Regions from separate parts of the Homo sapiens genome. Here region 2 is linked to region 1. A link is a loop called in an ENCODE intact Hi-C map of the cell type or tissue named here. Cell type or tissue: B cell. All regions are shown on one strand. Links, peaks and the distances in the headings refer to the core of each region. The heading gives the core; the rest is flanking DNA.

Region 1 (4,661 bases), core at 1,319-3,818:
ATGAAGGAAGGGGAGACATCTTACACGTAACAAAGTAACCCTTGAAGACATTCAAGAGTTCTTAATGCTTACTTTCTATTCAGAGTGGACAAATTACATTCTTTGTACTAAATATTTATAGCTCATCCACATTCAGTTGCTTATAACTGAAAAAAGAAATCCACAAAAACTAGTGAGGATTTAAGGATACACAAATGAATTAAAAACCCAATCTTGTTTTCAAACTACCAAGAGCCTACAACTAAGACTTAAGGAAATAGCACAACCTTGACCTCAGGTTCTTTTCAGGTCCAGCAATCATTTTCTCGTAGCACCAAGTATAAGCGCTCTGCCAAGAAGTAGGCCAGATTTTGGCTGCAAATGTGTTTGTTGAATAACTCCCCACCCTCTACACCACCCAAAAGGAGAAGCCCTTTAAAAATTATTTGCTAGTTTTGACTACTTTAACTAGTTTGGCTAAGTGGGAAAAACGAAAAACAAACTTAGTCTACCTTAATGAATATGCCAAAATAGCCCCTAAAACTGCTGGATATTTTCTCCTATCGAGATTTCAAAAGCTAAAAGTATAGTTTGTACTACTATAAAAGTGCTTCAAATTTCATGATGATGCAGGAACCTTAAGGAATAATATTCACCGGAAGTGCTTATAATTGCATCTTTTATTTTTAAAAACTACAAAAGGGCAACAGAAAGAAAGCAGACTTGAAAGTACTGAAAAGTCTTACAACTTAATACAGTTTAAAACACGGCTTTTATTCCGTATTACTAATGCCCAGTGCAAAAAAAAAAAAAAAAAAAAAAAGCAGGCCCGGCGCGGTGGCTCATGCCTATAATCCCAGCACTTTGGGAAGCTGAGACGGGCGGATCTCGAGAGTTCGAGACCAGCCTGGTCAATGGGGTGAAACCCCGTCTCTACTAAAAATAGAAAAAATTAGCAGGGTGTGGTTGTGGGCGCCTGTAATCCCAGCTACCTGGGAGGCTGAGGCAGGAGACTCGCCTGAACCCGGGGAGGCGGAGGTTGCAGTGGGCCGAGATCTCGCCTCTGCACTCCAGCCTGGGCACAAAAGAGCGAATCCCACCGACAAAACTATATTCTTAAGGGATGTACAGACAGAAAACTGAAATAAAGAACAGGAATCACAGGAGGAAGGAAGAGTCTGAAAAGGGCCCTTAAATTCAGATGGCTGCTTATGCCTTTTCAAAGCAATTAAAGTGTTCCTGGGTGTTATTTACACCTTTAAATTTGTTTCCAAACTTTGGAAATACTTTTCTATTTCAATCTGAGAAACTGTTTCCTCAGAAAGTAATCGATCCTCCTTGACGTTGTACCCCCAGAAGCTGGTCTACCCCTCGCTAGGCCTCCCAGAGGCCCTCAAGGACTCCTAGTTGATTCCGAGTCCCACGTCAGGGAACTACCACCTTACATAAGTATACTTTGCGGGGAGAAAGGCAGATAAGAAAATAGGGCGCCAAACCTTCTCCACCAACAGCCGTCACACCCCACGAGGACTGTCCTGCGGGGGCTTTCCCCTGGGAGCCGCAGCTGTTCTGCCGTATGGGGGAGGGGAACGCTTTCCAACAGTCATCTCTTCCTCTTCAGGCCGCCAACGCCGACCGCACCACAGTCTCCTCCGCCCAAGCCCTGTCCCCTCCCCCGCCCCGGCCTGGGTCGGAGCCAAACCCCACAGGAATGCAGCCCGGTCACATGCGCTGCGGCGGTGGACGTGCCTCTCCCCCCGCGCCCCAAAGAGACCCAGCGCCATCTTGCCCTGACGCAGTTACAAAAGTCACGGGAGAAATCCTGTCTCCTCCTCCGCGCCAGCGCCCCAAAGTTTTGCAGAGGCCGAGCCGGGGCCCTCACCTCGCGCAGGGACAGTAGAAAATGGTCAGGGAAGAGCCTTGCGATTCCCTTCGCCACTGCTTGGGTTCCATATCGGCCGCGGCAGCAACGATCACCATCGTCACTTCTCCCTCTCTACCTTTGCAACAGCCTCCCCCTACGGCTTTGGCCCCACCCGCTGCTGCAGGATGAGGTCATCGCCAGCCAACCACGACGCGCCCGACAGGACACATCAGGCGCTGATTGGCTGCCGAGACCGCCTCTGCCTCTCCCCACTCCGCTTCCCCCAGCGCTCTGGGTCGCTGCGGGGCAAGGGGAAGACGGAAACCATTTCGGGGAAAGACCCCCAAAACAAGAGCCGGAATCGCCGTGTCATTTTAGTGGGGAAACCCTTCTTTTATTCTTTGGTCTCCCCCTTTTTTCTTCGAGATCACTGTCTGTCCCTCCCTCGTTTAATCACCGCCATATAAAGGAATTCCCACTCCCCTCCCCGCACATTGTCCCACCGGTGGGGAAATCCTTCCCCGAGGCCAAGAGAAGTATAGGAGGCAGCGACGGCAACTGCACCGACGGCAACGGCAGCTTTTTACCCCGAAGCACGGTGGCAGGGAGGCGGCGTTGACGGTGGCTGCATTTTTCCGGCTGCTTCTCCCCCCGACCTCTTCCGTTTCTTGCTCCTCCATCGAGACAGCACTAGACTCGCCAGCTCCGCTTTTATCCGGTGCCCGGAGCCTGCGCACTGGAGCCTCCTCAGCCCCTAGTGGGCGTCGAGTGACACCCCAACCGGGTTCACCCAGCGCTGGAGGCCAGACTGGGCTGGGGGAGGAGGGGGAGAGGAACGGGGAGACGGGACTGGGGTTGTTTGGGAGGGGGAGAAGGTGTATCGCTTTCGGAGGGTGACGGGAGGGAGTTCGTTCCCAAGCCCTGCTGTCCTTGTTCGTGCACCCAATACTGGCATGCCCAAGCTCACCTATATCCAGACTTGAGGGCCACTGGGGGAAAGGGGGAAAGAACCAGTCCCACCGAATACCGACACTTCCTCAAACCTTCGGTGGATTGTTGAATGCATCTGTTGTCAGAAAGACAGAGATTCCGTCCCCCTCACCGCCTCCAGTTTGCTATCTTCGAGCCTCCGCGGAGAGGCAACGGCGGGCGGCAGCCCACAAGCAAAATGGCGCCGGGCAGCTTCATCCCCTCCCCCTCTGCCCCTGCGGAGCGGGACGGGCGTACCCCGTGCACTTGCCGCCGCCGCCGCCGCCGCCGCGGCCGCCGCCGCCGCCGCCGCCATTTTCCCAGAGCGAGAGGCAGTGACACTGAGCGGGCGCAGGGGGCCGAGTCGGAGACCGTGCCGGAGTTCGGGAGCGGCAACAGAGTGGGCATAGACACTCCGAGCAGCCTCGCCGTCGTCTCTGCGTTCCTGTTGACTGCCTGGCTGCCCCCTCCCCTACTCCTCGGTTCCTGGTGAAGAGGCTGCGCGCTGCTGTTTGGGGAGGGGGTGTGTGGAGCCGGGTCCTGTGTCCGCAGTGGCTGCTGTCGGGGGGTCGCCTGTTCGCGGAGGTGCGGAGAGACTCCTTGGGGGTCGAGCACATAACGGGGTTCGGGTGTCTCGTGTGTGAACATCACAGGTTAGTGCCTGTCGTCTCCATGGGAGTTCCTGGGGCTTGCGGGGTTGGGGTACTTGTGTTTCAAGGGGGAGGGAGGTCTCTCATCTTTATCCTTAAGCTGGGGGAGCCGACGTTGACTCTCAGGTGTCTTTGCCGGCGCAAGACGTTGCTTGCTTAAATCGAATTTATTCTTTCTTCTCCCTGACCCTAGAAATGGAGCATTATGGCGGGTTTTAGGGTTGGGAAAGGGGTAACTGGCAGTTAAACCCCCTTGAGAGTGGGGGAGTTAGGGAGGGGGCGCACTCCTCATTGGCAGCGGGTTAAGGCCGCTTGAGTGAAGACGGAGGCTTGTGACTGTTAGTAGGGTTTGTGTCGAAGTGGTCCCAGGAGCTGCCAGCGCTCCCTTTTCTCAACCGCGTCTTGTTCAGGTGCTGAAAAGCCATATAGGCCCCATTTTCTTCTTCCATTTCTTGACGGGCAGTCTCTGGTATAATGTGCACATGAATACGAAGGGGGTAAGAAGAACGCCCTGGGCATCTCTCTTTGTGGGAGAGCGAGACAGCTAGCTCCTCATCCTCTCCTGGAGAGGGTAAACCCGCCCCTGAAGTGGTCACCCCAGTACCCAGCCTTCTCAGTCTCCTCCCCCACTCCTTTTGCATTACCGCCGTCCTTTACTGTGCCGGAGCCTTAGGATCTACAATATGGCTCATTTCAGAAAAGCTTATTTTGACCAAGGGATTGGCACAAATTCTATGGCAGCAGACACAGATGAGAAACAAACGGTTCACTGTGCTAAACGGGGTGGGGGTGAGAAAAAAACAATCCAGAGTGCTCTCTTCTACTGGCCTTAGTTCCGTATAGATCCGTCCTTGCTGGGCTCTGTCTTAAGAACGATACAATTTAAAGTCAAAGAGGAATCGCTAGAGTTAGCTCTAGAGTAAACCTCGTTTTGCCTATTTTGTTCCCTTTTTAGAGATGTGAATAAGGTAAGGTGTTTGGAGTTCTGGAGACCTTGGAGAGAATTAAGTGAGGTGCATTCAACTCGAGGCTGGAGACATGAATACCTATTTGGAAAATAGTCTGTTTTTTTCCTTCAATTTCTGAGATGGGGAGTAAAAACTGAAATTTCCCTCTTTTGTCCTTTACAGATTCTAAAAATGGCGGCCCCAGGCTGATGTTGTGGTAATCTAATCAGCTCGGGTCCTCCACACCCCATG
Region 2 (2,500 bases), core at 1-2,500, 1.7 Mb before region 1:
TCTCCAGCCCATATTAATTATGCTTTTTCTCCAGCCCATATAATTATGCAATATATTCTTGCATTATCTTATCATCTTTGAAACAGAGATGCCTCATGATTTAGCTTTTATATATATATGTTTTTATTATACTTTAAGTTCTAGGGTACACGTGCACAACGTGCAGGTTTGTTACATATGTATACATGTGCCATGTTGGTGTGCTGCACCCATTAACTCAACATTTACATTAGGTATATCTCCTAATGCTATCCCTCCCCGCTCCCCCCACCCCACGACAGGCCCCGGTGTGTGATGTTCCCCTTCCTGTGTCCAAGTGTTCTCATTGTTCAATTCCCACCTGTGAGTGAGAACATGCGGTGTTTGATTTTTTGTCCTTGTGACACTTTGCTGAGAATGCTGGTTTCCAGCTTCATCCATGTCCCTACAAAGGACATGAACTCATCATTTTTTATGGCTGCAGAGTATTCCATGGTGTATATGTGCCACATTTTCTTAATCCAGTCTATCATTGATGGACATTTGGGTTGGTTCCAAGTCTTTGCTATTGTGAATTGTGCCGCAATAAACATATGTGTGCATGTGTCTTTATAGCAGCATGATTTATAATCCTTTGGGCATATACCCAGTAATGGGATGGCTGGGTCAAATGGTATTTCTACTTCTAGATCCCTGAGGAATCGCCACACTGACTTCCACAATGGTTGAACTAGTTTACAGTCCCACCAATAGTGTAAAAGTGTTCCTATTTCTCCACATCCTCTCCAGCACCTGTTGTTTCCTGACTTTTTAATGATCGCCATTCTAACTGGTGTGAGATAGTATCTCATTGTGGTTTTGATTTGCATTTCTCTAATGGCCAGTGATGATGAGCATTTTTTCATGTGTCGGCTGCATATTATTTAGCTTTTTTTTTTTTTCTCAAGATAGGGTCTCACTGTCACACAGGCTAAAGTGTGATGGTGCTCACTGAAACCTTGAACTCCTGGGCTCAAGGTATCCTCCTGCCTCAGCCTCCTGAGTAGCAAGGACTACAGGTGCAGGCCACCACACACAGCTAATTTGTTTATTTTTGTAGAGATGGGGTATCACTATGTTGCCCAGGCTGGTCTAAAACTCCTAGCCTCAAGCATTCATGCCGCCTCTGCCTCCCAAAGTATTGGGATTACAGGTATGAGCCACTGCACCTGGCTGCAAATTATCTGTCTTACATAGAGATCTCTAATCCGGTTATGGATACCTAAAACTTGCCTCAGTTTTTCCTTTGTCTTTTAGTAAAACAATTGGGAATTTTAAAAAATGCAATTAAACTATGTAACCAGCAGATGGCAATAATGATCTGTAAATCAAAATTTCAAAACTTAGTTACTTATTAAATTCATTCTTTAAAAAAAATCACTGTTCTTATAATAAATCCATTTACTAAATATGAAATGTAGGAAAATTCCAAATGTAACCCCACATAAAAATTACATTGCATATTTCATATGTCAAAATAATTAAGATATTCATCATGGCCAAGATTTAGTTTTCCAAATAATAATGACTTTGTTTTAATTGATTCGAATAATTTATTAGATTTAAAGTTTTAACTTTGCACAAATACATATATATAATTTAAGTGGATAGTTAAGTTCCATCTCTAGCCTCCAGGCTAGATAGAGGTAGTTTAGCAAAGACCATTTTGAAAACATTACAAACTTTTCCGGTTATAATTTGGTAATTTAAAATGTGAATTTCACTTTAATTGAAACTTTCTGCATAAAAGATTGGTTTTTATTTGTGCTGTCTCATAATTTCTTATGCATTAAGATACTTTTCCCCCTTTGTACAGTGCAAGGAGTTGGAATTGGCACCAAAGTATTAGTCTCTACTTTATCAGCATTAGTTATTCCCAAAGATGGTGGCAAAATTCTTAGGATCTCATAGTTATTTTATTTAGTAATTTTATTTATTTTCATTATACCTTTCTAAGACTTTTTCTACAAATTCAAACATGAAATACATCCTTTGTTTAATTTTGTAGCTCCATTTTTGCCTTCGAAAAATAGGATAGCCATAGGTATGTTCTTCTTGGAGCTTACTTATTTTCTAGGTAATTTCAAATGGTCTGCTTATAAATGTTAAAAGATCCTTTCAAATTCTTCTTCAGCAAGTTGCCTCCACTAAAAAAGTGTCTTTGGACATGTGTATTTTATAAAACAACTGCTTCAGTCTAAAACCTTTCTTGGATTTACATATCTTGGATTGACTCATTTTTAAATAGCATATTTGCTGCTATCGAATTACTTTACAGAGCCTCTTTAAATTCATATTGGATGCAGGTCTTCATCAAGGAGAAAGTGGAAAGACACCAACTTGCCGTGAAGCATACAGCAAGTTTAGATGTAAATGCATCTGTAAGTGATACTTTGCACAATGCTGTCTTTTGGACTATGGAAGAAAGGCATCTGTAATAACAAGTTGGAATTTCCAAGAGTTCCAATCTATTTTCTGTGTC

Evidence for each region. A loop is a pair of places that touch in the nucleus more often than their neighbours do. Peaks named below come from ENCODE experiments on the same cell type or tissue, not always from the same donor. Only the 100,000 strongest peaks of a DNase experiment are listed, where the experiment ranks them.
Region 2: a loop joins it to region 1, with 28 times the contacts of the local background. A loop is called at or near these places in 2 of 110 quality-filtered maps.

Annotation. Positions count from the first base shown.
Region 1 is chr7:105,011,071-105,015,731 of GRCh38, forward strand. It overlaps KMT2E (lysine methyltransferase 2E (inactive)), which reads left to right and starts at 3,135. Exons shown (of 27, transcript NM_182931.3): 1 at 3,135-3,465. It overlaps KMT2E-AS1 (KMT2E antisense RNA 1), which reads right to left and starts at 3,071. Exons shown (of 1, transcript NR_024586.1): 1 at 1-3,071. RefSeq lists enhancers at 1,685-2,054, 2,144-2,683, 2,475-2,524, 2,845-2,964, 3,225-3,454 and 1 more and silencers at 2,675-2,724, 3,075-3,164. In B cell, for the core only: CTCF peaks have their summits at 2,633 and 2,832; DNase peaks (open chromatin) are centred at 1,811, 2,011, 2,571, 3,141 and 1 weaker place; H3K4me3 peaks cover 2,500 bases; H3K27ac peaks cover 2,500 bases.
Region 2 is chr7:103,281,741-103,284,240 of GRCh38, forward strand. No RefSeq gene overlaps it. Among named protein-coding and RNA genes, the nearest start is that of PMPCB, 14 kb to the right of the region's middle. In B cell, for the core only: CTCF peaks have their summits at 1,260 and 1,497; no DNase peak of the experiment used is centred there.